Regions from separate parts of the Homo sapiens genome. Here region 2 is linked to region 1. The links are chromatin loops, found by intact Hi-C in ENCODE. Cell type or tissue: mucosa of descending colon. All regions are shown on one strand. Links, peaks and the distances in the headings refer to the core of each region. The heading gives the core; the rest is flanking DNA.

Region 1 (15,918 bases), core at 4,666-9,665:
AAGTGTACTGTCACTTCTCTCTGATTATATTTTTCCTGGAGCTTTTTAGTATCCAAACTTGTCTTGCTCTATCACACACAATTGATGTTCTACATGATCAGCAGATTAACACACAGCCCAAACAATTTCCTGTGGTTATTAGGCAGTCTGATCAGAACTGCCCTAAGCTTCACCACAAATGAGCAAGTCTAATTCGAAAAATATTAAAAGAAATAGATGAAGCAAGACATTTAACTCTACAGGGTGGAAGAGAATGCTCCCTTATAGTGAAGACTTGCTGGACATGGCATAGGTGTGTTTACACAAAGGATTATCATTCTGGGAGCTGTGACCCTATGCCACATTGTTTAGAAGGACTTCTGGATTGGGGTTTACAAATATTCACTGAGTACCTGCTGTGCTGTCCCTGTGCAGGTACAACAGTCAGACATAATTCTTGCCTGTGTGCTGGTGAAACCACCACCAAGATAAACCAAACTGAGTCTAAATCCTACATCCTAAAATTATTATGATTTAATGATTGATTTTCAAATTTTCAAATAATAAATTTTTATTTTCTGTTTTTATGATTATAAAAGGAAGGCAGTTATAAATTAGAAAATTTTGTAAAATTCATAAAAGAATTGAGAAAAAATCACCATACAGACTTGGCAAATGTTAAAAGATTAGTTATTTTCTTAAAATCTTTTTCTCTTTTTTTATACATATATGTATAATTATATCATACTTGGGTTTATGTTAGATCTATATAATTTATACCTTGTTTTTTTCCTACCATATAACATTAACAAAATATGTACTTTCCTAACCATTTAATGTGCTATAGAAATATTTTACTGGCTTCGTGTTTTTCAAAGTTATGGATATGCCATCATTTTCTTAATCCTTCCCTTGTTTATGAATATTTAGATTAATTATAATCTTTCCACATTATTACTAACTCTGTTAGGAGCATCTTTATGCGTTTATATTTTTCTCTGTCTTGGATTGTTTCTTTAGTCTAGGTTGTAGAATTGCCATTCCTGGATTCAAAGGTTTGATATTAAATAATTATTTTTATATTTACGTAGTGATACTTGTTTATAATTTTAAAAGCTCAGTAATCCTAATGAGTTTATGAGTAACTAGTACTAGAAGTAAATCAAAAGTACCCTGTTTTTCTCCTGCACAGAGGCAATAATCTTCAGAAGTTTCTGTTTTTTCTTTTTATGGTATTTATCACCCTATCACTTAACATGTTTAATTGCTAGATCCTAACTTTTTAAAATTAGATAATATTATTATATTTCTGCCATGGATGACAAATATTCAGATCTTATACAACTTTTCTCTTTCTCCTCATCATTTCCCAAAGTATTTCTCTTCTCTTATTACTTAATATAACTTAAAAGTATAGGTTGCATCAATATTCAGTGTTTATTATATTATGCAAGTAAACTATGAACTATATATAAACACCATAAAATTTATTATGTAAATATTATTTACAGGTGGGCCTAAGTGTATATGTTAGAGCTTATTTCTTATAAAACTTTTCACTTTTCTCAGAATTTGTAATTGCCTTTACTTTTAACTGATGTGTATCCTATCTAAATGTGACTAATTCATCTTCGTATTCTCCAGCAAATCTATAAAGCAAGCATATAATTAAACATATAAGATAATCTGTAGCTTTTTTACATCAATATCCTTCCTGGATTCTTCTGCCCACCTATTTTAAATAGAACAGATTGTTTCATTGCAACCTCAGTCTCTGAAACCACTAATCCATAATTATGTGATTTTAAGTATGCTATATAAATGTAATCAGAGAGTATATCACCTTTGGAGATTACCTTTTTTCACTTAGCGTAATTCCATTGAGATCCATCTATGTTGTGTGAAACAATGGTTGGTTGCTTGTTATTGCTGAGTAGTATACATGGTATTGATATACCATAATCGCTTAACCATTTATCCACTGAAGAACATCTGGTTGCTTCCAGTTTTTGGCTCTGTGAGCACTTATGTTGCAGAAAAGTTGTCCCAATTTTAATTACCAAAAGCAGTATCACAGGAAAATATGTCCACTCCCTCACTTGAGAGCAGAAGGGTTTTACAGCTTAACAATGTGTGTCCCCAGAACTTAGCATCGTTTGACCATGTCATAAATAGAATAAATTTGATTTCTGAATGACTGAGATGTTCCAAGGCAGAAGAGTAAGTAACTACTGTAGATCATCAGAGATCATGGTGTTTGAGGATTCAATAGAAGAGGCTTGTTTTGTCCTTTGAAGAGTGGATATGATATGATCAGGCAGCAGGCTATGAGGGACATGGTTGCATTGTTAACAAAAGACATTGTCCTTTAGTTAAAGGGATCGAGCAACTAAAGTATGTTAAAAATGATTGAGTAGATCATGTTCGATAAAGAGTAAAATTTGTGTAGATGAGTCAAGAAAAACAGTATGAAAGGATAGATTTGAGAGCAGATTGTGGATGGCCTGGAAAGTACAGCTGAAAACTGACGTTTTTCTGATAGGCTTTTGAAAGCCATGCCAGGTTTGTGTTTGGAGAAGGATTGTTGAAAGGTGCATTATAATAAGTAATTTGGTGGCCTTTGTTGCAATACTGCAGTTGCTTGGTGGCCTTTGTTGCAATACTACAGTTGCTTATATCCAAATAATATGTACATCTTTGCCTGTGGTCAACAAAATCTCAAGCGCGATATCATTTTCAGATAAGCAATCATCACATCAGAAGTCAGAGTCTATGAAGAGTTTCTTTTACCAACTAGAGGAGGGGGTCGCAAAGTGAGAAGGAGCTCTGAAGACAGTCACCGGAATCCTTATCATGCAGAGAAGGATGAGGACTGGCATATTTCAGGTGCCTCAATCTAGAGCCATTTTTTGCCTTGCTTTCTGTCCTGACTATCAAAGCCTCCTAATGACAGTAAAATAGTGCCAATAGTGCCAGCCCTCAAGACTTCTGCACCTTCCATGTATTTTACAGGCAATGTACCATTTACCCCTTACTCCAAGCTTGCATGGAAGTTATTTTTACTCTCATTCTAGAGATTCAGTGCCTTGGGCCTATGGACATATCCTGAGAGGGCACAAATAGGGTAAGAAAATGCTACTTGTCACAAAAAAAGCAGAGGCCACACAAGAGAGAGAGAGAGATCGGAGGATTTTCAAAAGTCAAATCAGAGAAATTCTGCTACCATCACTAACTCGAAAGTGCTGCAAAAGGGCAATAACGAGGCCACACGTAGAAGGAAATAAAGTTTGAAGAGCAGAAAGGAAACTGGAGTGAAATAGGAGTGGGTGACTCAAAGGAAGTCCTGGGGAGGGGCCTCTGCAAACACTGCAGTGATGTTGGTTACTTGCCTTTTGATCCCTGGAATATGAGTAGATTCACTCAACTTAAAGGAATGGAATAGTTTCAAACAGGGTCTTAAAGTGTGAGGGAGATTTTCCTATGGGAGAAGAGGCCTGAAGACCAGAAGCTGCCCAAAGGCACTATGGCAGATGGCAACAGGAGGAACAGCTCCTAATGCTGAGCTTAATATAGTGACACGTTTTTTTCTTGCAAGTAATGCAAGTAGCATTACTAATGCTACTAATACAGAGGGCATACCTCTGTATCAGTCAGGGTTCTCCAGAGAAACTGAATCAACAGGATGTGTATGTATATAGGGAGATTTATTTTAAGGAATTGGCTCATACGATTGCGGGGGCTGGCAAGTCTGAAATCTGCAGGCCAGGCTGGGAGTCTGGAGACCCAGGGAACAGTTAAGGTTGCAGTCCAGGTCTAAAGGAAGTCTGGACACAGAATTTCTTCTTTCCTGGGGACCTCAGTCTTTCCTCTTAAGGCCTTCCACTGACTGGATGAGGTCTACCATATAAAGGATGAGGTCTACCATATAAAGAAAGGTCATCTGCTTCTCTCAAATTGCACTGATTTAAATCCTCATCCCATCTAAAGAATATATTCAAATTAAGATTTAGATTGGTGTTTGACCAAATGTCTGGACATCATAGCTCAGAGAAGTGAACACACATGAGATCAACCATCATGGCCTTGAGCTTCTGGGTCATTTCAGGTTCCTGTCCAAGGTGAGAATGAAATCGTCCCTACTACACGGTGGCCACTTCTTCTCCTACTGCACACCAGCTCTTACCATACTGTTGGAACTTTCCTCATGTGGGGCTCAGAAAATGAAGAGGAAAGTTTCTTCCTCCTCAGGGCTGTGCATAGTGAATCTGAGCAATAAGCTGCAGACAGCCAGTTCTCTGCACTCTTGACAACAAACCTGAAAGTGGGTTTATGGAATAAACTTTCTAAACCTACTCCCTCCCTGGAGGATCACAGCTCTATTCAGGATTGGCAGCACATTCTCCTGCTCAGAACAGATGAGGGGTCTTGGAAGGATAAGTTGAAAAGCTAGGTGCAGAGGGCTGACCCTGGCAGGGGCCCAACCAGACCTCATCAGTCACACGAGACTTTCTCATGAGATCACCATGGGACTGAGCCACAGGCTTAACCTGGACATGCAGAAACCCAAGAAGATGGCTTATGTGCTTCAAAAATGAACCCAAAAAATCATCAATAAATGACTTTTCCGGAGATCGGAAACATTAGCTCCCTTCCTGTGCTAGGGAGAAGAGAGTGATTCTATTTTCGATGCTTTGTTGATTTAGAAATCATGCCAGGTTCAGATGTGGTCAGCAAACTGTGGACTAGATATTGCTGGAGGCCTGATTTTGTGTGACTAAAGAGCCAAGAGTGGTGTTTACATTGTTAGAGGTATAAGGAAGAAGAAAGAGGAGGGGGAGAAGGAGAGAAGGAGGAGGAGGAGGAAGAGGAGAAACAGAGATCAGATATGGCCTGCAAAACTTAACATACTTATTATTTGGCTCTTTACAAACAAATTTGCCAACTCCAGGACTAGAAGAAAGAATATATGCACTAAAATCAAACTCTTTAACAACACTGGTGCTGCGCACCATCTGTACAACTCAGGGATGATTACTTTGACTTTGAACCTAGGTGTCGTCACCTGGGGAGCACTGCACACCCAGCTTCTCCTCCAAAGAGAATTCTTGCAGGAAAGAAACGTGTGTAACTATATTAAGTACAGCATCTAAAAAGGGCATCAACATAACAACGAACATACTTTAAAGATTCTATTAATAGAAACTTTAAAAATAAGCAAAACTCTGGTAGGTGTGTGGAGTATAGTTACTGTTTTGTTGATGAGTGCTGGTTACATGGGTATCCCTGCTTATGAAAATTCATCAAAATTTGTGTTCCCTTAGGAACACTTTTTGAAATGTGAATTACACTATATTAAAACATATTTTAAATGACATCTAACTGAGAAAACTTTTGAAACTTCAAGAAAAACCTTTTGTTTTTCTTGAAGTCTACCAATAAAATAATATCTGAGGGGAAGTTTGTGTTCAACAAAAAAAGGGAACAGGATGAGATGCGCTAGTTTGGCTTAATCAAACCAAACCATTCTTTACATTGACTTGCAGCCCAGTGTTTTTTCCACTTCACCATGATATTTCATCTCTTCTGGACCTGGAGAGGTAAACACCTGTGGGATGGTGGTGACCAACAGGGCATTTAACTGAAGCTTTGTCTATCTGATGTCCCAGTAACGACCAGCTCCTAACAATCTGCCCCTACCCACTCCCTCCTCATATCTGGTTCTGTCCACATGTAAACACATACTCTGGTCACATTAAACTATTCCTTTTCCTGATCATATCAAGATGCCTCACAATTCTGACCTTCATACATTCCATTCCTGCTCCTCAAAATACCATCAGCTTTATAAAAAACTGCTTAATTTACTTCAGTAATACAGAAGAATTTTATACATAGTTTATTAAAAATAACTTTGGGAAGCTGTACTTTGATCAGCAATAAAACTATTGAAAAGATAAGGTTATCAAATAATTACCCCATGTTAATCCTGAAAATAATTGTTATAAGCCAATCTTGTAAATTCAAGACCAGGCACATCATAAATAATCACAAAAATTAGAAACATACTCAAAATATCCGTATGTTTAGTATACATAGAAAATTCACTGACTGAAATAAATCATGAAACATGGACTGGAATTTTGTGGGCTCTTAAACTTCATTTTGTCCCTATTGTTTTAAAATGTCAATGGTTTGGACCATTTCTGCATTTGTTAAAACTGTAACCTTAAAATTTTTTTAAAAAATAACTTTACAAACACATAAATATGCTTAATCACTAACTTGGGAAACTTCTGTTGCTCCAAATCAAGTATTTCTCTTTGTCTATGAAACTTTCTCTAGCCAGCATCATGACTGCTGACCGATTTCCACTGTGTATGTTATGCGTGCTTCTATGAGGGAGTCCATGACACATACATAATTATTTATTTGTATTGTAGCAGGACAAACCACAGACAAAACCCTTCAGACACCGAGTTAAAGAAGGAAAGGTTTTATTCAGCCGGGAGCTTCGGCAAGACTCACGTCTCCAACAACTGAGCTCCCTGAGTGAGCAATTCCTGTCCCTTTTAAGGGCTCACAACTCTAAGGGGCTCTGCGTGAGAGGGTCGTGATCTATTGAGCAAGCAGGGGATACACGACTAGGGGCTGCATGCACCAGTAATCAGAACGGAATAGAACAGGACAGGGATTTTCACAATGCTTTTCCATACAATGTCTGGAATCTGTAGATAACATAACCGGTTAGGTCAGGCGTCGATCTTTAACCAGGCCCAGGGCATGGCGCTGGGCTGTCTGCCTGTGGAATTCATTTCTGTCTTTTAGTTTTTACTTCTTCTTTCTTTGGAGGCAGAAATTGGGCATAAGACAATATGACGGGTGGTCTCCTCCCTTAGTATGTTTGCCTATCCTAGTACCTCAGACTTCTTGAAGAGAAGAAATGCCCTATCTCCCAGTGACTGATATCTAGTAGAGACTCAACATGCATTTGTTAAATAAATGACTTGAGAATCCTTATGACTTGAAGATAATGTTTTAAAATGACAGAAAATTATTTTTTCCATTTGTGTGATTCTTCCTAGTGAAGTAATACTCCTTCACAAATTGGTTAAAGCTTTCTTTTTAAAACATGTATTTATGTCAATGAATTTTAACACACACAGTGATATGATTTTCAAGACCAGTCAATTTTTTTTAAGAAACTCAATAGAAAAGTTAAAGACTCGATGAATTATACAAATATTTCAGATTATTATCTGACTATGCATTATTTCTTTCATGAAAGAAAGCCAAAAGCAAAAATGAAGCCAAAAGCAAATCATTTTTTAATGAACCATTGAAATTTAACCCCTGGAATAATTAACTAAAAAATAATATAGAATTTGTTTCATAGACTAACTGTGAATAGTTAAGAAGGTCTTCACTGAATAACCAGTGGTTTATATAGCAAAAATGTTGTTAGATAAAAGGAAAGAGTTAATCTTGTGCCTATTGAATAATACATTTTTGTGTTTGAGAACCCAGTTATTTTGATATTATTTAAAACACTGCCATTAGACTAATGTGAGCCTTTTTGAAAAAATCTTTCAACCCTCTTCCTTCAATTTCTCCGTCTATAAATACTTACAATATACTGCAACTCTAAAATAACTCAAGATTTAATTTAACCTATTTGTGTTGAGGAATGATCTGAGATGCGATACCCAAAATGCTCACTAGATGGCAGGGTTCCCATTTCAAAGGGAGCGCTACCTTGTTACAAAACAGTAAAGGCTTCCAACAAACAGAATTCGAAATGTGTTTATTTGTGTGGCTATAAATATAGCACATCTGATCCAATTTTCCACTGGGTTCCATGCTTTTCAGTGATTTTTCAGCCAGTTTTTTAAAAAGTCAGATTAAAGACGTTATTTGATATGCAGCCACATTCTTTCCAAATAATCAAAATTAATCCCTATTCCTTATTTTTAATCAGACATTGCATATCCATCCACAGTGTCTTTAGCTGAAAGAAATTATGAACCCATTTATTAAGTGGTGTGTGATTTTTGAACACAGTTTCGCCAAGCCCTCAGCATGTGTAAGTATGAATATCTCTGGAATTTATTTACAGTTCCAGAAAACCAAAGCAACACCTGCTAAACTTTGTTATATTCCTGACAGGGTGCTCACTGCTGTTTAAAAGCCATTCCTACTGTGGCCAGTTGTGACTGCCTGAGACCAAATATTCTCAAGGTAAATTGAACCGAATTTTCAGGCAAGGGAAGGTGCTTTGATCAACTAAGTAAATGTATGTGGTTAATCTTTGAAAAACAAATGGCATGCATACAGGCAAAGCTATTATTATTACCAGTTATCATGATTATTATTGTTGCTGACTATTTTATTTCTAAAACTTTCAGAGGAGTACTTTCCAAGAAATTTAAGATCAAGGAAAAGAAATGTATTTCTTCTAAATCTAACATAGCAGATTTGGTGTTTCAACCAAAAGAAATTTTTCCACTTGCATGGTTCATACTGAGCAACCTTTTATTAATATGAAAAAGGAATCTTCCAGACTTCCCTGAAAATTGCAAATTTGCTTATTCTCAATATTTATCATAAATTGCTAAACTTTCTGGCCTAAATTTAAATTATTTCAAGGCAGAGTCATTGGAAGCATAGCCCTGCCTTTCCATTTGCAAAGCAACACAACACTCTAAGAAGAATCCCTCTTAACATAAAACAAAGTGATATGTCATGTGGTCTTCAGGGTAAAATGTGAAACAAATATACCAAAATCTATCTTCCTTCCATTACAACAACAACAACAACAACAAAACTAGGTCACACTTGAAATCCCCCCGCCCTTGTCATGGACAGTAGCGTTTTTTAAATCCCTCTTCAGTCTCTGGGCAGTGTTTAGACACAAAGTATTTTAATATGTCATGAAGTCCCTGTCTTTCTGCCTAATCCTACTCTATCATAATGCATCTAGCACAATGGAGATGCATGCATGCTTAATTTCCATAAATTACACAGCCCTGCATTTTCATAAAGACAAATTCCAATTGTAAACTATTAAACCTAAGTCAACATCCTTTGATGTCTCTGAGAAAGATTGTGGGGGAAGTTTAAGCATTCCCACATGGGGATGTGTTCCCTAGAGTAGGTGAGGAGGGAGGTAATATTTTTTTTGCCCCTCATATCTCTTTATTAACTTGGATGTGTTCTTCTGAGGCTGAAGTGAGTTCCTTTACAGAAACTTAAAAAAAAAAACAAAAACACAACAAAACAAAACAAAAACACTGTGGGAAAACCAGCACCACACATCACTTCTCCCAAAAGCTAAACTCTTAATCAGAATCAAAAGAAACTCTGTTTCTCTGAAGCCATGGCTTGGTTTCAGCCTCTAAAGTGGGAACCAAGTCTAGCCGTCCCTAACCAATAGCCTTACTCTTTGGATTATCGAATGTTACTTTTTTTCTTTGTTTCGAAACTCTCTCCTTCAAGCTCTCTTATAACTATGTAGTTAGATCAAAGGGAATACCATCCAGACCTCTCCATTCAGGTACCATGGAGCTTTCATTATTTAGTTGTGGAATTTCCTCAACAGATCCTGTTCTCAGCATCCTGTTGACATAATTTAACATACAGGTTATAAAGACTTCTGTGAGCCTTCTCCCTTCCTGTTTACTTTCACTCCTCGGTGGAACCCAGGGCTCAGAAGCCGGCTCTTTTACATCTGAAAGCCGGATCACCTCCCCCCAAAGCAGGAAAGGTGTGAAAAGTAAGCAAGGGAAAGCAAGAAAGCAAATACAGTGGCTTTTTAACAGCGCTGCAGACCTGGCTCGGTCTGAGAGGTGATTCAGGGAGTGAGAATTCTGAGCAGGGGGCAGGATGGGGACCATGGATACATTTCTAGGTCCTGCTGGGTTGGTCCTTCACAGGGTGGCTTTGTTGTGAGATGTGACATGTTATGAATTCCTGGAACCCCACACACACTTGCATGCAAATGTAAGTTGATTTAAACACAAGAGGGGGCTCTCAGATTCAAGGCCACTAACCAGAACTAGTGAGATGGAAGATTTCTTAGTTCTGTAATTATTCCTGATGCACACCTCTGGGAAGAGGATGTCTTCCTAACTATATTTGCAAATGTTGGCTGGAAACCATGGGGGCCTGGCCAGAAATCGCCACGTGAGCCATCTCAGGTCCAGATAAGTCAAAATGTTGTAACAGAGGAATAGCGCCAAAGGGTATTTTAGCAGCAATTTGAACTTTGTAAGCACAATACAATGCAGCTGTTGAAGGTTCAGGGCTTGTGGCATGCAGTGGGGGTGAGCGCAAGGTGTTGGTGCAGGGGCAGTGTCAATGTGTCCACTGCCAAGTGATTTTGAAGCAGACATAGAGAGACCACAGATGATGGACAGAGCAGATGAGGAAATCCTTTATTTGCACGAAACTGCTGAAGGATGCAAATTTCAGAGCAGGTAGCACAACCTTTTCAGTTCCAGATGCCCCAGGAAAAAGATTTTCTTAAATCCATTTTGGCAAGCCAGCCACAAAAGGCCAGGCATGTGGACCCAGAAAGTATAGGGGTGAATAAGTGGTCAGTGTGTATTCCGGGTATCTGAATACCAGCTTAGGCAAACTACAGCCCCATCAATTCAATGCACACCTCTCTTTGTGAATTTACCTTGGGTATTTAGGTATAGTTTATGTGACATTTTTTGAAATTATCATCAAGAAAAAAACATATGTATATGTTTCTATACCTATACTCTTCCCGAATACAATGGAAACTAACATGGTTTTATTTTGCTACTTTCAAACCAAATCCCAATTTTTGTTGATAAAATCTGAAATTTAAAACCCATATTAATAGTAAATGTGTACTTTATATTGTGATTATAATGTTACCATTATAAATATATGAATATTTATATATTATGTTTTAGTTATAATTCTTTGCAAAAAGTATTGTCTCATGTGCTTTAAAGTGTATAAACTTTAATAATTCTTCAAACTTATAGTATATTTAGTTTTATTTCTCATTACTATATGTTTTTAATACCATAATGTCTCCATAGTTGATGTCTATATTTTGGTACCAATTAGAAGTGGGCTCTTTGAAAAATTTATTTTATTTTCTAAAAAATTTCACTTAAGGACATGATTTTGGCTGGAGTGATCCCAATTTCCATTTCATCAATTATATAAGGAGTTATATGTAGAAACTTGAGGTAATTAGTATAGTATTTTCAATTTATTCCAGTGATATTTTAGTACCCTTAAAAGATTGATGCTTACAAAATTATCTTTTAAATTTCCTGTGTGTGTGTGTGTGTGTGTGTGTGTGTGTTCATGTACGTGGTTAGGTACCATTGTAAAAGTACTTGAAGGCTATACTTTTATTCATTTCTCAGCTGACTGTGATGCAAATTGACTATTCTTTTTTTTTTTTTTTTTTACAAAGGGTATGGAAGGAAAGTGTACTTTGTAAATCTCCTATAAAGTTATGTTTCCTTTGTCCTGATACCAGGCAGCAACATAGCTTGTTGTAGAAATTTTGGGTCAAATGTTTGTTTACGCACAACACTAAAATCTCATTTATTTGACATATTTGCTGAATACCCATTGTCTGCTGGGCACCCTCCTAGGTTTTGCAGACTAGCGAACAAGACTGCAGATTCCTTATGTAGTTGAACTTGCATTATTGTAATTTAAAAGACAACTTTTACTTTCTTCCCCCTCCCTTCTTTCTCTTCCTTTTTATTTTGAGTGGGTGCATATAGAGATATTTTTCTCCTTTAGTTTTTTTTTTTTAATTATACTTTAAGTTTTAGGGTACATGTGTACAACGTGCAGGTTAGTTACATATGTATACATGTGCCATGTTGGTGTGCTGCACCCCATTAACTCGTCATTTAGTTTTGAATGTGAAAAATACTATTGAGTATATATGTGAGGATACTTCATTTTTTCCTAATTGTTCTTGTTTTGAGGAGGACCTTTCAAGATGGGAGGTGTTATATTAAATACATGTTACACACACCTCTTCATGTTTTATTTTAATCTTTTCTCTCATATATCATCCTTTATCCTTTCATTCTGACATATAGAATAATTTATTAGGCTACTCTCTCCTTTACTATTTTTTCTTCCATTCTATTCAATTACTATCTACATTGCAGTTTTTAGTTCATCAATGATATGCTTAATTGCTAGGTATTGTTTCCTGATCTTAGATAGTTATCTCTTCATGATTGCCTATTCCAGTCATTCTGTGCTGTGTGCCTTCTCTAATTTGTTAGAAATAAAATTTAGATATTTTTAAAAAATATGATTTCTTGCTGCAGCAGTGAGAAACACATGCACATTCCTCTGACTACTTTCTCTCTTTTAGAGAACACCTTTTTTTTTTTTTTTTTTTTTTTTTTTTTGAGGCAGAGTCTTGCTCTATCGCCCAGGCTGTAGTGCAGTGGCATGATCTCGGCTCACTACAACCTCTGCCTCCCGGGTTCAAGGGATTCTTCTGCCTCAGCCTCCCGAGTAGCCGGGACTACAGGCGTGCACCACCACACCCGGCTTTTTTTTTTATTTTTAGTAGAGACAGGGTTTCACCATGTTAGCCAGGATGGGCTCGATCTCCTGACCTCATGATCCGCCTGCCTTGGCCTCCCAAAGTGCTGGGATTACAGGCCTGAGCCACTGTGCCCAGTGGAGAACAGCATCTTTTATGTGTCTGAAAATTTCTCTCATTTTGCTCATGTTTACAAGGAGAGATTTCGGCTGGTTTTGTGTCGATTGTGTCGGTTAAAATGAATCCTGTCAGTGAGGCTTCCTGTCTGATTTTTACAGATCCAAATGAAGGGATAAAGAAAAAGTTTTAATTTACTCTAGATCCTCTTAACTATTTCTGAGATTCAGCAAGTATATGGTGGGGACTAAAAAGTGAACTAATCCTATAATTTCCTCTAGGCCAAGTCATTTCTTTGCCATTTTGTTGAGCCTCTCAGGGGTCCTCCTACATAATTCTCTATTCCTGACTATTGTTGTAGAGTTTTTATCTTTGTGGCCTCTGGGATCAGAAGTGCCACCACATCCACAGGGATCCTTGACAGTGACACAGTCCCGCTCAACTTCTCTACTTGACTTTCTGACTTGGTAGGAGAGGTTCTGTTAAGTTCTTTCACATTTTTCCCAGAACACAATGCTATCTCATCATATAAAAGGAGTTTCTACCCACTTTTCCGTTTAAGTGAGTTTATGCAAACTCTACTATGGCATAGACCATTAGTTCTTCCCTCAGTAACTTTCTGTATTTCTTCTATACAATTAGAAGCTTCAAATGCCACATAGATAACCAGCTAAAGACCTTATTCACCAGCTTCCCTTCCAGTAAATTTTCATCATGTAATTGGATTTAGGCAAGTGGTAGGAGAAAAAATGTGGTATATGCAATATCGTGCCTTGAAAAGGGATGTGTGTGTGTGTGTGTGTGCATGCACACACACGTAGAGAAAAGAACATTCTTTCTCTGTGTGTGTGTGTGTGTATATATATACACACACACACATGCACGAGAAAAGATATATATATATATATATATATATATATATATATATATAGTCCTATAAGATTAGGTGACTTAACTTCTGTGAACCCCCAGAACTTATTTAGAAACTGAGGCTGATCACAGTAACACACACCTCTACAGTTCATGGGTTTTTGTAAGAACTAATTGGGTAACTATATTCGATTTTATTTGATAAACTGTAAAATCTTATAAAAAGCCATTTGTTACAATTGGCTCTCACTATGTAACAGACTACCCATATTATTAATTATTATTAAGTAAATTTGTAACTTATGAAATGAAAATTTAAATTGTGCTTTTGCTTTTGTGTGTAATCCTGTCTTTATATTTTTGGATATATATATATATATTTTTTTTTTTAATAACTTTTGGGGTACAAGTGGTTTTTGGTTTTGTGAATGACTTGTATAGTGGGTACGTGGATGAATTGCATATGTATTCATATATATATATATATGAAACAGGAAAAGTTCCCTTGTCCCCCTCACAGGGTGTGTGATGGGGTGTTGCTGGCTTCTTTGGTGCCCTCCTGCTCAAACCTCTAGGGGGAGCATGCAGATGGACAGGCTGTGGGACTCCAACCCCATGGCAGCATCTAGGGTTGAGTGTTTAGAGCTTCTGAAGCCCCAGTGGGCGTGTGTTACCGTGCGCTCTTTCAGTTTAGCCATCCGTAGGCAGCTTGTGTTAATCAGCTCAATTAGACTCCCTGACTTATTGCAAGGACAGAGTGCTTTCTGAATCCTGGGGTTTCTTCCTTTGGTGTATTGGAAGGGATCAGAGGGCACGTGGGCTTAGAGAATGAGTGCAAGGTTTTATCGAGTGGAAGTAGCTCTTAGCAGATGGAGGAGCCAGAAGGGAGATGGAGTGGGAAGGTGGTTTTCCCCTGGAGTCAGGCTGCTTAGCGGCTGGGCTCTCCTCCAACCGCCCCAGCCAAACGCCACATCGTTCCGCCGGTCGATGGCCTTCCAGTGCCTCTCTCTCCATGTCCAGCCGCTTGTCTTCTTCCGCTGGTGTGTTCCTCTTGACGTCCAGCTGCTTGTGTGTGTGCCTGCTAGGGTCTCCGGGTTTTTTATTGGCACAGGATGGGGGTGTGGCAGGCCAGGGTGGTCTTGGGAAATGCAACATTTGGGCAGGAAAACAGAAATGCCTGTTGGCACCTAAGTCCACGGGCACAGGCCCTGGCCAGAGCCCTAACCAGGAACCACAACCTCCTCTACCCAACACTTCCCTGAATCCTTTCCATATCAATATGTATATGTGTGTGTGTGTGTGTGTGTGTCTATATATATATATATATATATATATATATATATATATGGAGAAAAAGAATATATATACATACTCCTTTTCTCTCCTTTTTCTGTTCAGTGGAATTTGCATGTGGTGGAAGGAACTAAAATAGTGTCAGAGCCAAGAGAAAAGTTCCCCTTTGCCTGCTGAAGGTTCACTGAAAAATCAACTCACAGAATGACATACAAGTTTATTTAACATGTACACACAGGAGTCTTTAGAAGGAAAAGCCAAAGATACAGGGGAAATCGTCTATTTTATGCTTAGATTCAACAAACTATGGACAGCTGTGTAGACATATCACTGGACAAAAAGGGTGTGATCCAATTCTAATAGACTGAGTTGGGAAGCCCAGCGAGGCCTGTGTGTCCAGATTCTTCTTGGCCCCTCTGAGCATGCATTTCTTTCTTCTGGGTGTGGGCCAGGACCCTCTCTAGAATGGGGGTCTTATGACCTACAGCCAAATAAGGTGAGTTAGGTCATTTCCTTGTAGTTTTTACACAGAAAGTTATAGAAGAACTTACACCAGTATTACTCGGTTTTATGGCTGGTTTGGGGGGAAACGCGGTTCTGGTTTCAGTGATCTGCCTTGGGGAAGAAGGATTCTAGGTTTTATGGGTAGCCTTTGGGGAGAATGGGACTGAGAGACTGGAGGGCAGGAGAATGTCAGAGAAAAACTTTGGTTTTTGAGGCTGCTTCTGAGGGCTTCATTTTAAGATATTGTTTTGGGGTATTTTTTGGGTATTGTTTTCCGAAGTCCCATCATTAGTCATTTTAAACCACCAAATGGGGAGCTGCATATTAAAGATGACAGAACAATACGACAGAATAAGCCTAGGTTCCACAGGGGAGAAAAGATTCCTTTTCTTACCCATCACAAGTTTCATAGCTGAGATCCCCCATAACCAAAGGCAGATGGACAAGAGTAAAACATTCAGATTTACTTGATATAACTTTTATGTGACATGGGAGGCTTTAGTATAAAGATCTGTGTAAGAGAGGAAAACTTTTTATGAACACGTGCAGAAGTCAGAGTGGAGGGCTTGAAAAGGGGTATAGTCTAATGG
Region 2 (15,918 bases), core at 5,800-10,799, 2.0 Mb after region 1:
TCTATGGGCATTATTAACTTTTAAAATGTACTTTGTTTTAGCTGAGTGCATCCCAGCCTCCTCTGCTAGCCACCACCTCGCCTCTTGTACTGATGGTCTCCTCACATCCTCACGAAGCTCGTTTTTTTGTCCATCAGCATTCAAAATCTCCCCTTTCTGACCTTGCAAGAAAAGTGCTTCTAAGAGCTGGGAGAGGAGTGGGCTGGGAAAAAAGGCTCAGAATTATCCTGGCTGAATTTGGCATTTGCTACAGTCTTTGATCTCGGATGCAGTAACGTGTCAGCCAGACCAAAGTCATTTTATATAGAGGTCTGCATAAGCGAAGTGGAGGGACTTCATGGTTAATTGATTAAAATGGTCCAAAGAAGGTGTGAGATCAAAGGGCTGCTCACTGGTTTTATGTTTCCCTGGGGTCCCGCAGGCCAAGTGGGTGACACAAATGACCTTGGGCGTGAGGGTATTCAAATGCTGGTGTTTGTTTGTTTTATTCCAAAACACAATTTGTGTTTCCCAGGGCTTCCTGATGACAGGTTGTATTGTGGGCTCCCCATGGCCCTCATCTATGTTTAGGGGGGCCTCAAGTGGAACAGCAACCATGAGCAGGAGGGCATGACCCTGTCATGCTGCCACCAGTGCCTCTTTCTGCCAAACCCCAAGGAAAAAGACTCCATTACATTACTGGAAGGCGAAGACCACAATTTTCTCTTTATCTTTTTTTTTTCTTATTTCCAGTAAGGGTCAAGAAAATGTTGTCACAGTGCAGGATCAGTGCCTGGACCTGAGACAAAAGGGAGGCTAGAAAATGTTTCATTGTTCCAAACTGTCCTGATAAGAGCCAGAGGAATCTGCTGGGCAAACGTGTCTATCAAAAGGCTCCAGGGATTAAAAACGTAGCACAGAAGGAAGAAGTAATAGTAAGAGAGGATCTGCTGCCCAGAGAAGCATCATCAACTATCATTGGTGACACTGAGCATTAGCAATGGAATAACTGTTACCGTTTATCAAGTTGCTGCAATTTATCAGGCACTAGCTAGTGCTAAGTGTAGCACATCCCTCGCAAATTCTCATTAATCTTACTTCCTAATAGACAGAACTGAGGCCAGAGACCATAAAGATCCCTTCAGATCACAACTTGAGCTTGGATTTGAAATCGTGTTGGTCTGGCTCTGAAGTACACACCTCCATCATCCTGTGATGGGCCTAATTGTGTCCACCAAAAATTCATGGGTTGAAGCACCAATCCCAAGTTCCTCAGAATGTGACTGCAATTACAGGGAAGGCTTTAAAGAGGTAATTAAGTTAGGATGAGGTCCCTAGAGTGGTCCTACTTCATTACAACTGGCATCCTTAGAAGAAGAGAAAATTTGGACACAAACTGGTACAGAAGGAAGACCCTGTGAAGGCAGAGAGGAGACAACCATCTACAAGCCAAGGAGAGAAGCCTCAGAAGATATCGACCCTGCTGAAACCTTGATCTTAGACTTCTAGCCTCCAGAACTTTGAGAAAGTAAGTTTCATCCTCCTTCAAATGGCTTCCAGATTGCGAGGTGGCTGCCATCCACTCCATGTCTGCATGCCATGGAGCAACAAGGGAGCAGGAAAAGGGTGAAGTGTGTTTATTTGGTAAAAGACACTGTATTCGTTTCCTATTGCTGCCGTACTGAATTTTCACAAAACTTAAAGCAAAACAACAGCGGCTAAAAACAATGCACATTTGTTATCTTACTGTTCTGGAGACAGGAAGTGCTTTGTTAGGAGGAATGGACTCCCTCTGGAGGCCTTAGGGGAGAATCTGGTTCCTTGCCTTTTCCAGCTCTAGAAGCCACCCTCATTTGTTGGCTTGTGGACCTTTTTTGTCTTTTTTTAATTTATTTATTTTTTTTTTTTAGTATTATACTTTAAGTTTTAGGGTACATGTGCACAATGTGCAGGTTAGTTACATATGTATACATGTGCCATGCTGGTGCGCTGCACCCACTACCTCATCATCTAGCATGAGGTATATCTCCCAATGCTATCCCTCACCCCTCCCCCCACCCCACAACAGTCCCCAGAATGTGATGTTCCCCTTCCTGTGTCCATATGTTCTCATTGTTCAGTTCCCACCTATGAGTGAGAATATGCGGTGTTTGGTTTTTTGTTCTTGAGATAGTTTACTGAGAATGATGATTTCCAATTTCATCCATGTCCCTACAAAGGACATGAACTCATCATTTTTTATGGCTGCATAGTATTCCATGGTGTATATGTGTCACATTTTCTTAATCCAGTCTATCATTGTTGGACATTTGGGTTGGTTCCAAGTCGTTGCTATTGTGAATAGTGCCGCAATAAACATACGTGTGCATGTGTCTTTATAGCAGCATGATTTATAGTCTTTGGGTATATACCCAGTAATGGGATGGCTGGGTCAAATGGTATTTCTAGTTCTAGATCCCTGAGGAATCACCACACTGACTTCCACAATGGTTGAACTAGTTTACAGTCCCACCAACAGTGTAAAAGTGTTCCTATTTCTCCACATCCTCTCCAGCACCTGTTGTTTCCTGACTTTTTAATGATTGCCATTCTAACTGGTGTGAGATGGTATCTCATTGTGGTTTTGATTTGCATTTCTCTGATGGCCAGTGATAGTGAGCATTTTTTCATGGGTCTTTTGGCTGCATAAATGTCTTATTTTGAGAGGTGTCTGTTCATGTCCTTCCCCCACTTTTTGATGGGGTTGTTTGTTTTTTTCTTGTAAATTTGTTTGAGTTCATTGTAGATTCTGGATATTAGCCCTTTGTCAGATGAGTAGGTTGTGAAAATTTTCTCCCATTTTGTAGGTTGCCTGTTCACTCTGATGGTAGTTTCTTTTGCTGTGCAGAAGCTCTTTAGTTTAATTAGATCCCATTTGTCAATTTTGTCTTTTGTTGCCATTGCTTTTGGTGTTTTAGACATGAAGTCCTTGCCCATGCCTATGTCCTGAATGGTAATGCCTAGGTTTTCTTCTAGGGTTTTTATGGTTTTAGGTCTAACGTTTAAGTCTTCAATCCATCTTGAATTGATTTTTGTATAAGGTGTAAGGAAGGGATCCAGTTTCAGCTTTCTCCATATGGCTAGCCAGTTTTCCCAGCACCATTTATTAAATAGGGAGTCCTTTCCCCATTGCTTGTTTTTCTCAGGTTTGTCAAAGATCAGATAGTTGTAGATACGTGGCATTATTTCTGAGGGCTCTGTTCTGTTCCATTGATCTATATCTCTGTTTTGGTACCAGTACCATGCTGTTTTGGTTACTGTAGCCTTATAGTATAGTTTGGTAAGTCAGGTAGCGTGATGCCTCCAGCTTTGTTCTTTTGGCTTAGGATTGACTTGGCGACGCGGCCTCTTTTTTGGTTCCATATGAACTTGAAAGCAGTTTTTTCCAATTCTGTGAAGAAAGTCATTGGTAGCTTGATGGGGATGGCATTGAATCTATAAATTACCTTGGGCAGTATGGCCATTTTCACGATATTGATTCTTCCTACCCATGAGCATGGAATGTTCTTCCATTTGTTTGTATCCTCTTTTATTTCATTGAGCAGTGGTTTGTAGTTCTCCTTGAGGTCCTTCATGTCCCTTGTATGGTGGATTCCTAGGTATTTTATTCTCTTTGAAGCAATTGTGAATGGGAGTTCACTCATGATTTGGCTCTCTGTTTGTCTGTTATTGGTGTATAAGAATGCTTGTGATTTTTGTACATTGATTTTGTATCCTGAGACTTTGCTGAAGTTGCTTATCAGCTTAAGGAGATTTTGGGCTGAGACAATGGGGTTTTCTAGATATACAATCATGTCATCTGCAAACAGGGACAATTTGACTTCCTCTTTTCCTAATTGAATACCCTTTATTTCCTTCTCCTGCCTAATTGCCCTGGCCAGAACTTCCAACACTATGTTGAATAGGAGTGGTGAGAGAGGGCATCCCTGTCTTGTGCCAGTTTTCAAAGGGAATGCTTCCAGTTTTTGCCCATTCAGTATGATATTGGCTGTGGGTTTGTCATAGATAGCTCTTATTATTTTGAGATACGTCCCATCAATACCTAATCTATTGAGAGTTTTTAGCATGAAGCATTGTTGAATTTTGTCAAAGGCCTTTTCTGCATCTATTGAGATAATCATGTGGTTTTTGTCTTTGGTTCTGTTTATATGCTGGATTACATTTATTGATTTGTGTATATTGAACCAGCCTCGCATCCCAGGGATGAAGCCCACTTGATCATGGTGGATAAGCTTTTTGATGTGCTTCTGGATTCGGTTTGCCAGTATTTTATTGAGGATTTTTGCATCAATGTTCATCAAGGATATTGGTCTAAAATTCTCTTTTTTGGTTGTGTCTCTGCCCGGCTTTGGTATCAGGATGATGCTGGCCTCATAAAATGAGTTAGGGAGGATTCCCTCTTTTTCTATTGATTGGAATAGTTTCAGAAGGAATGGTACCAGTTCCTCCTTGTACCTCTGTTAGAATTCGGCTGTGAATCCATCTGGTCCTGGACTCTTTTTGGTTGGTAAGCTATTGATTATTGCCACAATTTCAGCTCTTGTTATTGGTCTATTCAGAGATTCAACTTCTTCCTGGTTTAGTCTTGGGAGAGTGTATGTGTCGAGGAATTTATCCATTTCTTCTAGATTTTCTAGTTTATTTGCATAGAGGTGTGTGTAGTAATCTCTGATGGTAGTTTGTATTTCTGTGGGATCGGTGGTGATATTGTGCTTGGGACATCAGAGCAGAAGAAAAGAGTCTTGGTTCCTGATGAGCCACCAGCCCTCAGATGCTCATCCCTGAACTTCCTGTCACACAAAACAAAGGAAATGTGTTGTGTTTAAGTCACTATACTAGGATTTTGTGTAGTAATGTGTCAGAGCTGACTCTCATCAACTTCTGAAAGGTAATTGTTAAATTTTTCAGAACTTTATAGTCAATTGTTAACACAGACGTTATTAAAAATTAAGTTGTGGAATCTTACAATTAAATTATATTTAAAATGAAAAAAAAAAAAGAAAGTAAGTTTCTGTTGCTAAGCCACCCAGTCTGTGGTCCTTTGTTATGGCAGCCCTGAGAAAAGCTAATGCATACCCTTAGGCTATGTCTAATTTCCCAGAGGAATGACCCAGGAAGGCAGGTGCTTAAGAAATGCCCTTACATTTCCAACTTGCTGGGTGTAAGACACAAACAATGCAGTTATCAAAGAATTATGTTTGTGCGGTTTTTTTGGGGGGAGTGGTAATCGAGTACATTTCCTGCTGAAATAATATTGTTTTTTCTATGTGTGAAACATAGTGAGAATTTTACATCCTTTTAGAAGCCGTCTATAACCCCACAGCACCCGAATAATTTAGACGAGTCTTTTTTTGCTATCTGAATATCTGATGTGTCTCTCCTCCCTAACACTTAGCACCGCTCTCTATAGTTACTAACTCTCTGCATCCTACACTGTAAATACTTTGAGATCTTGAATTTGTCTTTTTCAGCTTTATGTTCCCAGGAACAAGTAACAAGCTTTATTCAGGAGAGTTACATGAAACAATGAAGGTAGAAAGACAGACATATCTGAATGAGGACATACATTACCATGATTATCTAGTCAGAGCCACTGTCCTGCCAGTCAACTCAAGATGACATTCCTAGAGTTAAGAACACAAAGAAAGGGCTCGGGTTACTAAATGAATGAGCATGTGGATTTTTTATCTTGTTGGAAGAAATGACAATCTAGGTACTTAACACTCAGAAAGCAGGAAAAAAAAAAAAGGCAGTAAGTAGGCAGAAAGGAGCTGGGAGAAGGGAAGCCAGGCAACATGGCTGCCAAGGGCCCCAGTCCAAAGTGGGCAAGATGTGGGTGAGGTGATGACCAGGGTGGGTCCCTCAGCCTGGCAAGGCTGACACCAAAGCCCATGCTAACACCCACCACTCTGTCATCTTCCAGGGCACTGTAATTTTAGAGACTTATATACACCTCACACTTTTCCCTTTTCTTCTTTTCTCTTGTCCTTTTCTCTCTTTTTTCCTCCAGTTTTGCCTTTTTATATCCCTTAGAATTTAGTGAACACTCTGTTGGAAACACCAGCCTTCTTCATTTGTGCTCAGATAAAACTGTGGACTGTAGCTGTGTTGATGTAGAGTCTGGCATTTTCTACAAAGAGCAGGCTTCTTGTACGGGAAGAGAGCTATGAATCCCCAAAGCAAAAGGCCCACCTTGCTTCTTCAACAGCCACACCAAACTTGTCCTGCTTTGCTAAAAACTACAGAGAGCTATGTGTTTTGTCTTAATAAAAGTGACCCTGTTCTTCTGTGTGAATCTTAAAGATCAGTGTTACAAGTTCTCAACAGTTGTCTGTGGGTGGGGTGTCAGCTAAGGAAGGGCTATTTTTAGATTTTAGTCAGGTAAATATATGAATAAGGTTACCACATAGCTTCTAGGACCCCTTTCCTTCTCACTTGGCTCTTGTTCCTCTGTTACCCAAGCTGGAACATTTGGACTGTGGATTTCACTATGACAGTCTGTATCTGTGATGGTTAATACTGAACTTGATTGGATTGAAGGGTACAAAGTATTGATTCTGGGTGTGTCTCTGAGGATGTTGCCAAAGGAGATTAACATTTGAGTCAGTGGGCTGGGAAAGGCAGACCCACCCTTAAACTGGGTGGGCACCATCTAATCAGCTGCCAGCATGGCTATAATATAAAGCAGGCAGAAAAACGTGAAAAGACTAGACTGGCCTAGCCTTCCAGCCTACATCTTTCTCCTGTGCTGGATGCTTCCTGCCCTTGAACATTGGACTCCAAGTTCTTCAGTTTTGGGACTCAGACTGGCTCTCCTTGCTCCTCAGCTTGCAGACGGCATATGGTGTGACCTTGTGATCCTGTGAGTTAATACTTAATATACTCATATATATATATACATATATATATATATCCTATTAGTATATATATTAGTGTATATATATATCCTATCATATATATATGTATGTATATATTTTATTAGTTCTTTCCCTCTAGAGAATCCAGACTAATACAGTATCTTCTCTTTTACAGTTTTAGAACCTGCCAAGGAAGGGTATGCAGAATTTTGCAGTGCCTTTTACAAGCTGTGCTAAATCCAGTGTCCATGCCACATTCCTTTTCATTGATATAAAGGCAACTCGAAGATGGGATACTATTGACAAGGGGTCACAAGTACCCTCCACTCATTTCTCTATGCGGCCATCCCATGAACAGTCACTGCACAAGAACTCCATTGGCTCTGTTGGATGCCATGCTAAGAACAGGATGGACACCAAAGAGTAAAGCTCAACAGATCCAGATCCAAAGTAGCAAACAAGCCAGGGGTGGAGACTTCAAATCCTAAACAGTAATGCAAGGGTTCCACAGACATAAAATATCACAAACATAAGTCTTTAGACGCAACTTTTGATTCTGTACCAAGAAAATGACATGGACAAGAAATAAAACATTTCATGATAGAGTCAGGTTTAAAGCTGCTGTTTGTGTGGATCAGCAGAAGGAACATTTTTAACAGGGGTAATAGTAAATGGGCAAAGGAAGTCCCGCAAGAAATAATTTTTTTTTTCTTTTGAGATGGAGTCACCCAGGCTGGAGTGCAGTGGTGCCATCTCAGCTCACTGTAACCTCCGTCTCCTGGATTCAAGAGATTCTCCTGCTGGCTGGGACTACAGGTGTGTGCCACCACACTTGGCTAATTTTTGTATTTTTAGTGGAGATGGGGTTCCTCCCTGTTGGCCAAGCTGGTCTCAAACTCCTGACCTCAAGTGATCCACCTGCCTCAGCCTCCCAAAGTGCTGGGATTACAGGCATGAGCCACCATGTCCAGCCCAGCAAGAAATAATTCTGTCAGGAAAGAAGGATGCTCAGATGAGAGGCTTATCTTAGTCTGTTTGGGCTGCTATAACATAACACCATAAACTGGGTAGCTTGTAAACAACAGACATTTATTTCTGACTGTTCTAGACGCTGGGAAGTCCAAGATCAAGGAAGACTTCATGTCTGATGAGGGCCTGCTCTCTGGCTCATAGATGGTGCCTTCTTGCTGCATCTGCATGGTAAAAGGGGTGAGAATTTTCTAGTCCTTTTAAATAAGAGCATTAATCTCATTCATGAGGGCTCTACTTCCATGTCCTAATCATCCTCCAAAAGCCCCACCCCCTATTATCATCACACTGGGGGTTAAGATTTCAACATATAAATTTTAGGGAGACACAAATACAGTAAAAATGGAAGAAAATGAGGTGAAATGGTTCATGTAGTGGGCTGAATAGTGTGCCCTCCACCAAACTCATTCAAGTGAATCTCAGAAAGTGACCTTATTTGGAAAAAAAAGGCTTTGCAAACTTAAGTAGTTAAGATGAGGTCATAATGGACTATAGTGGGCTCTAAATCCAATGAATGATATTATTGGGGGGGAAAAAAAGAAGAGAGGATACATAAAGAGACACAGGTCAGAAGGCCATGTGAAGATGGAGGAAGAGATTTGAGCAAAGCTCAGGAGTGCCAAGAGATGCTGGGAGCCCCCAAGAGTTAGGAAGACTCAAGGAAGGATTCTTCCCTAGAGCCTCCAGATGGAGCATGGTCCTGCTGACACCTCGATTCTAGCCTCAAAAGCTGTGAAAAATGAATTTATCTTGTTTTAAGTCCCGTGTTTCTAATAATTTGTTATGGAAACCTTGGTAAACTAATGCAGTTAGGATCATGCAGATTAAGAGTCTCACTCTGTAATTAGATGCACCAGGAGTTATATCACAGCTCTGCCACTTCCTAGCTGGGAGACTTTGGACAGGTCAACTTCTCCACACTTTAACTTCCTTAGCTATAATATGGATAGATAATACCTATCACATGTGGCTTCTGTGAGAATTAAATGAACTAAAATATACAATGTGCTTCACATTGTACCTGACACAGAGTAAGCACTCCAACCATGTTTCTTATAATCTCTACTCTCATTATTTTTAATAATATCACACTGAGTTTTCTCTGTATTTGAAGTACTATGATGGATGCTACAGGCAATATAAAATTTAATAAAATATTTCTTACCCTTAAATTACTTTCTTAGTCAGCTCAGGCTACTATAAAAAATACCACAGACTAGGTAGATTAACAACAGATATTTATTGCTCACAGTTTTGGAGGCTCAAAGTCCAAGATCAAAATGCTGGCAGATTTGGTTCCTGGTGGAGGCCAGATTCCTGGTTTGTAAATAACCACCTTCTCACTTCCAGCTCACATGGCTTTTTCAATGCTTGGGCATATGGAGAGATAGGGAGAGAGGGAGAGAGGAGTGAGAGGAGAAAGAGGAGGGAGAGAGGGAGAGAAGAGAGGGACAGTGGACAAGAGGGAGAGAAGAAGGAGAGAGGGAGACGAGAGAAAGAAGGAGATACCTCTGTCTTCGTTATCTTATAAGGGCACAAATCCTATCATGCAAGTCACACCCTCATGATCTAATCTAAACCTAATCACCTCCCAAAGTCTCCACCTCCCAATACCATCCCATTGGCGGGTAGGGCTTCGACATATGAATTTAGGGGGTGGACACATTCAGCCCATAACAATTGCTAAAACTAAAAAGAATTCGATCATCCACACCTCCACAGGGCACTACAGTGAAAACTTCAACAGAATGTTATCTATTGATCTTTTACGATAAATGTTAGATTTTCTAAAATAAAACCCATAAAATGACATTTCCTTTTCTCTAACATTCTCACTTCTATTTTATGCAGGAGGCTGCAAGGGTATGCAGACACTTGAGGGACCTCTTGTGTTAGAAAATGCAGGAAATGTTTGGCTCTAAGACTAGTTTTACTGGCAAAGAGCAAGTTGAGACACAGCTGAATACATCCAGTGGGGGAACAAAAAAAAAAAAAAAAATGTCTGGCAGGCCAGCATCACCCAGACCAGGTTGGATCTTGATTGGTTTCTTAGGGTCATTGTTCAACTCTTGCCAGACTGTGCCTTTATGGATAAAGTCAAACTAAATATTTTAACAAGTGATTAAAAAACTGAATTTTCAAACCTGTTAAGTCATTGCTTCTTCCCATCCGGAAGAGACTGGGAGGCAGCTCTCCTGTCAAAGTCTGGCTGGTGAATTCCTCAGGGTCGCTCTCACAGCGCGCAGAGCTATTCATCATTTTAGCGAGCATCCTCAGAGGGGAGCCGCAGTGATTTACATGCTACAGATAAATTATGATGCCTCTCATGATGTTATCATCATTTCAGCTCACGGATTTGAACACTTTCTGGGAGAGGACTTTTTTCACCCTTTCTTAAATGATGAACAACCCCCAGACAGATTATATTGTAGTTGTCAAGTTAAAAGATATAGGTAGGTATGTTTTCTTAAAGATAAACAGCTCAGCCACCACCGCTAGTCAGCCTAGCAACAGGAAAACATTGTCTACTGAGAGTTAACTGTTTATCCCACCTGGAAAAGATCAAACTTTCCTGGTCTTTTATTCTATTTAATGATACATTTTCTCCTGTAGTTTTGCCTGGCTATTTTGTTTCTAACAGGATATAAGCTAGATCAAGCAAAAAGCCTGCTTCTTTATTCCAGTAAATTTGCAAAGTAGCACTGCTCAGCTTTAACTTCATTTTAACTTGAATAGTTCCAGTCTCCCATTCTGTCCCGTGCCACAAGCCAGTGGATGGAACAAAGATTTTCCTCTCTTCAACGCTATCTTGTAAGATTCACGTGGCTTCTGTGGATGGTGCACTCTACCAGGGTCTTGGGTACTAGAACATGCATTTCTAAAACCAGTATGGTAGGCCAAATAATACCTCCTTCTCAATTATGCTCTAATCCCTGGAACCTGTGGAATGTGCTACCTGGCAGGAGGGAATTAAGGTTTCAGGTGGAATTAAGTTTGCTAATCACCTGTCCTTGAAGTGAAAAGATGAGCCTGGATTATCCAGGTGGGCCCAGTGTAATCACAGGAATCCTTAAAAGTGGAAGAGAGAGGCAGGACTTTCCCTTTGGAGGGATGTGATATGAGAAAGGTTCTACTGACCATTACTGCCTTTGATGATGACAGGACAGCCACAAGCCAAGGAAAGTGAGCAGCCTCTAGTAGCTGCAAAAGGAAGGAAAATGGATTTTTCCTGAGAACCTCCAGAAAGGAATGCAGCCCTGCCGACGCCTTGATTGCAGCCCAGTGAGAAACATTTCACGCTACTGACCCCCAGAACAGTAAAATAATGAATGTGTGTTGTTTTAAGCCACACGTTTGTGATAATTTGTTAAAGCAGAAATAGGAAACATAGCAGAAAAGGAAGCATAAGATTTTAATTTTCTTTCATTTTGAACAACCAGCGTATCTTTGTTTGTGCTGCTATAACTAAATACCAATGACTGGGTAATGCATAAAGAACACAAATTTATTGTTTACAGTTCTGGAGGCTGAGAAGTCCAAGATCGAGGCACTGGCAGGTTCAATTGTCTCATGAGGGCAGCTCCTCCAGAGGGGAGGAACGCTGTGTGTTCACATGGCAGAAGGGCAAGTGAGTGAACTGTGTGAAGCTTCCTCTATAGGGGACTTAATACCATTCACAAGGGAGGAGCCCTAGCGGCCTCATTACCTCTTAAAGTCCCCATTGCTTAGTACTATCACATTGGCAATGCCTGCAGTTTGGCTGAACGAAATGTTGTGTGTTGGCTGAATGAATGATTTGTGTCCAAATATCCCAAGGCAAACTCCCTCTCACTGTCAAAGTCACCGATTCCTCTTCAGTGCCCTGGCTTCTGAGTTCCCCTCTGTAGGGACTTCTCATTCTCCCTTCACTTGCACAACAGTTCACGACTAATATTTCTTAAGCTCCATTGAGCCAATCTGCTCACTTTGCCAGCTCAGCCCCTGCTCTGATTTTCTTAGTTGATCCTGCAGTACTTCAAAAGGAAGCAGTAAGGTATTTCCCACTTCCCTAGCCTCATTCCTACTCTTTGCTTTATACTTGGTGTTCAAACCCTCAAAAATGCTTGGGGCTTCCAAATACATCATTTGTTTCATACAGTCATAACATGTGTGCTGATTGGAGGAGGGAGGTTGTTTGCTTTTTTAAGTGTGTGCTGGGAATGTTCCTGTTCTTTTGGTTCAGGTGACAAACTCATATTTGTCCTTCAAAAATTACACCATCGGCCGAGGGTGGTGGCTCACACCTGTAATCCCAGCACTTTGGGAAGCCAAGGTGGGCAGATCACCTGAAGTCAGGAGTTTGAGACCAGCCTGGCCAACATGGTGAAACCCCGTCTCTACTAAAAATACAAAAATTAGCCAGATGCAGTGGGGTGCACCTGTAGTCCCAGCTACTTGGGAGGCTGAGGCTGGAGAATTGCCTGAACTTGGGAGGTGGAGGTTGCAGTGAGCCGAGATCGTGCTACTGCATTCCAGCCTGGGTGACAGAGTGAGAATCCATCTCAGAAAAAAAAAAAAAAAAAAAAAAAAATTAAACCATGTAGTACTCCCAGGAAAATTCTTTGATTTGTTAATGTTATTCAAATCTTCTACTTTTAAGCTTCTTTACTATGTTATTGGCACACTTATTGCTCACTGTCTGTATAACTGTGCTTCCTCCTTTTCTACCCTCATTTTAGTGTCTACAACCTCATGTCTAAAAACAATGTGTATTACAGTAGGCTTGTATCCACTGTGTCATGAGTTAGTGAATAGGTCATATTTAAGAATTTTGTCTTTGGAATTTTAAAGTAAGAAGGCACTTGCACTTCATTAAGGAGAAAATACATAATTTTCACATAGGAGAAAAGAGACTTCTGTCATAGTGCCCTGAAATATAGGAAGGCAAAACATCTGTATTTTTTAATAGTATATATTTTTCACGAACAAAGGTATCAGTATAGTGTTAGGAAAAAAATGTGTCTAAGTGTTTCCAGTTGTGAGGTTGGGGCTGAATTACTTAGTGTCTGGTATTCAATTCAGAGTAGATGTTTTATATGATTAAGATTTTATAATGTGTGTTCTTTAGTATAAAGAAAAGAGGAAAAACAAAAGAATTCCTAAAGCTAGTTAATTACATTTAATGGAATCGCTTAAATTACTGACTTGTTAGACAGTAGATTTTGAGGAAAACATTACTACTATTACTTCCCCCTACCCACATATCTGCTAAAATCTCTTTGAAATGAACATAGGTTGAGAGGCAGAGGTTAAGGTCAAGTTTATATAACTGAATCATCTGACTAGATGATTATTTTGGCTGTCCTCATGATTGATTTTTCTGTGTCATTCAGAATTAATCAGGAGAAAACTCAGGTAATCAGATCAGCTGAGCCAAGCCTGGTTCGATGACCATATGTGACATGGCTAAGGAGTTATTTCTTCACATGCCATGTCCACTGATCATCAACCAAAAGGGGAATCATTGGGTTTTCCTCTGGGACCTGTGATTAAGTGGAGAGAGGGGAACTCAGTTTTAGTTGCATTAGAGTCTAAAGGAAACAGCAACTATGCACTTTGCAAATGGTCAAGATCATGGAACTTGTTTTCAGGATATTCTGGGTTGATAATTTGAAACCAGAGTTCATGACTGCTTTATTTTCAGTGAGGTAAATATTCCTAGAGATTCTAATTATTTTGTGAGTATCTCTTCATTAGAGAAGAACAGTCCATGAATCACAAAGAAAATATTCTTGCTAATATTATTTAAAAGAAATCCTGTATTAAAAGAGTTTGCAAAGATGTAAACCTTGACAGACGAGCACTAGGTTGTCAGATTTAGCAAATAAAAATATAGGACATTCAGTTAAACTTGAATTTCAGATAAACCACAAGTTTTCAAGTACAAAGCTTTCCCATATATTGCATGAGAGATACTTTTGCTTAAAACCATGTGGTTTATCTGATATTTAAATTTAGCTGGACATCTCCGTGTTATCTGGCAAACTTCACAGGTATCCTCTGGGACACACTATCTTTAATGTCTTTAAACAACTGCAATTTTAGCAGCAAGTATGTGAAACCAACTAAATGTTCTTTTAATGACCATCTTTAATTATTTGATTAGAGGAGTTATAATTTAAAGATGATGAATATGGGTGAAAGCTCAAATGTGTTTACTAAAAAAGTTAGTAAGTATAGTTTGGAAAGAAGATGACACTGAGTAGTGACTCTGGGAATTGTGCCAGAAAAATTTATAACAGTTGTATAGTACTTTGTATTCCACTTGATGTATTAGATGGGATTGCTGCCATACACTGAGAAGAAAAATATACCTTGTGGATATTTTGGTAGCTAAGATGATAGAATGAACTTGTTCAAGGAAATGTGGGCGTAGAAGAGGAAGCTTAGGGTTGGAGTTCATCAGAATAGCAATTACCCAAGCAGGTCAATTTTTTAGGAAAATATATTTTGATAATTGAAGTCCAGGAGGAGATCACCTGGCTCATCCACAATGACCTTCAAAATGTAAATACCCAAGTGATTTATGTCATTTTTAAACTCTGTGTCTCCAGTTAATGGCTATTCTTTGGATTATTTGGGAGAAAAACAGCTGGTTCTTATAATTATTATTAGGGGATTTGGATCAATAGAAAGAAGACACTCTGTTCTTTTAAACATTTCTTATGCAACATCATATACAACCCACTGCCTGCCCTCACCCCTCCCCTGGCCCTCTGGCTATCATATTGCTCTCTGACTTTTAATCACAGACTCTGTCTGTATAACTCTACAAAAGTCCAGCCAAAGAGCCAAATATTTAGCCAGTCCTCCGGATATTCTGTTCTCAGCATTTCAAATATCATTTTGTTGAAAAACATCTGGGTCCTTGGCCATGACAAAAACAGTTGTATCTTTCTTCATCAAGGATACTTGGCCTTATATAGCCAGAGAAATAAATTAACAGGACCAAAAGATGCCTAAAAGTATCATCTGAGGAATCTCTTGTTTCTAAACAGTTAACATCGAAATCAGGGTTTCTTAATAGCAACAGCGGCATGGTTGACATTTTGGACTGGATGATTCCTGGTCATGGGGGGCTGTTCTGCACATGGATGGACATTTTGCAGCCTCCCTGCAAAATAGATGCCAGAGGGACATTTGCCTCCTAGTCGTGACGATGAAAGTGGTCTCCAGACATTGCCGGGGATAACAGTTGAGAACCACTAACCTAAAGTATCCAATTTCGATAGTCTTATCCAGTGCCAGCTAGCCTAGAAGGTACCTATAGAAGCTGAATTTAGTTTAGAGAGAGTAACAGAGTGCCAAGAATGGACATGGGATAGGACAGCGGAGAGCGGAAGCATAAAGCCGTAGAAATAACCAGAGCCAGCCGAGCGCGGTGGCTCCCACCTGTAATCCCAGCAATTTGGGAGGCTGAGGTGGGCGGATCACGAGGTCAAGAGATCAAGACCATTCTGGCCAACATGGTGAAACCCTGTCTCTACTAAAAGTACAAAAATTAGCCGAGTGTGGTGGTGTGCGCCTGTAGTCCCAGCTACTCGGGAGGCTGAGGTAGGAGAATCGCTCCACCCGGGAGGTGGAGATTGCAGTGAGCCGAGATCATGCCACTGCACTCCAGCCTGGTGACACAGCAAGACTCCATCTAAAAAAAAAAAAAAAACCATTTATTTCATTTGTTCATTCTACACCCATTCATTCATTCATTTGTTCTTTTGACAGATACATATTGAAGGCATACCTAATAGAAGAAACTGTTCTGAAGTCTGGGTATTCAACAAGAAAGAAAACACAAATTTTATGTTCTCATGGAGCTTATATTCAAATGGAGTGTGGGGGACTTGAATAAGAAGGCATCTAAAGTACCTAGTGTTCGCAGATGCTAAGATGAGAAGTAGTGCGAGAAAAAGAGAAAGGCTCATGAGGGAGGGTATTCCTCAGGGTCTGGTTAGGAAAACACCCAGCAATTTTAGGA

What was found. Hi-C counts contacts between places; a loop is a spot of excess contacts. Peaks named below come from ENCODE experiments on the same cell type or tissue, not always from the same donor. Only the 100,000 strongest peaks of a DNase experiment are listed, where the experiment ranks them.
Region 2: a loop joins it to region 1, with 6 times the contacts of the local background. A loop is called at or near these places in 50 of 110 quality-filtered maps.

Annotation. Positions count from the first base shown.
Region 1 is chr4:18,681,814-18,697,731 of GRCh38, forward strand. All of the region lies in intron 2 of LOC105374510 (a long non-coding RNA gene), which reads left to right. Among named protein-coding and RNA genes, the nearest start is that of LCORL, 670 kb to the left of the region's middle. RefSeq lists an enhancer at 9,855-10,788. In mucosa of descending colon, for the core only: a CTCF peak has its summit at 7,675 (motif pointing right); no DNase peak of the experiment used is centred there.
Region 2 is chr4:20,666,793-20,682,710 of GRCh38, forward strand. LOC105374515 (a long non-coding RNA gene) reads left to right here. Exons shown (of 2, transcript XR_925451.1): 2 at 7,051-7,480. Among named protein-coding and RNA genes, the nearest start is that of PACRGL, 26 kb to the right of the region's middle. RefSeq lists a silencer at 7,232-7,407. In mucosa of descending colon, for the core only: no CTCF peak of the experiment used is centred there; no DNase peak of the experiment used is centred there.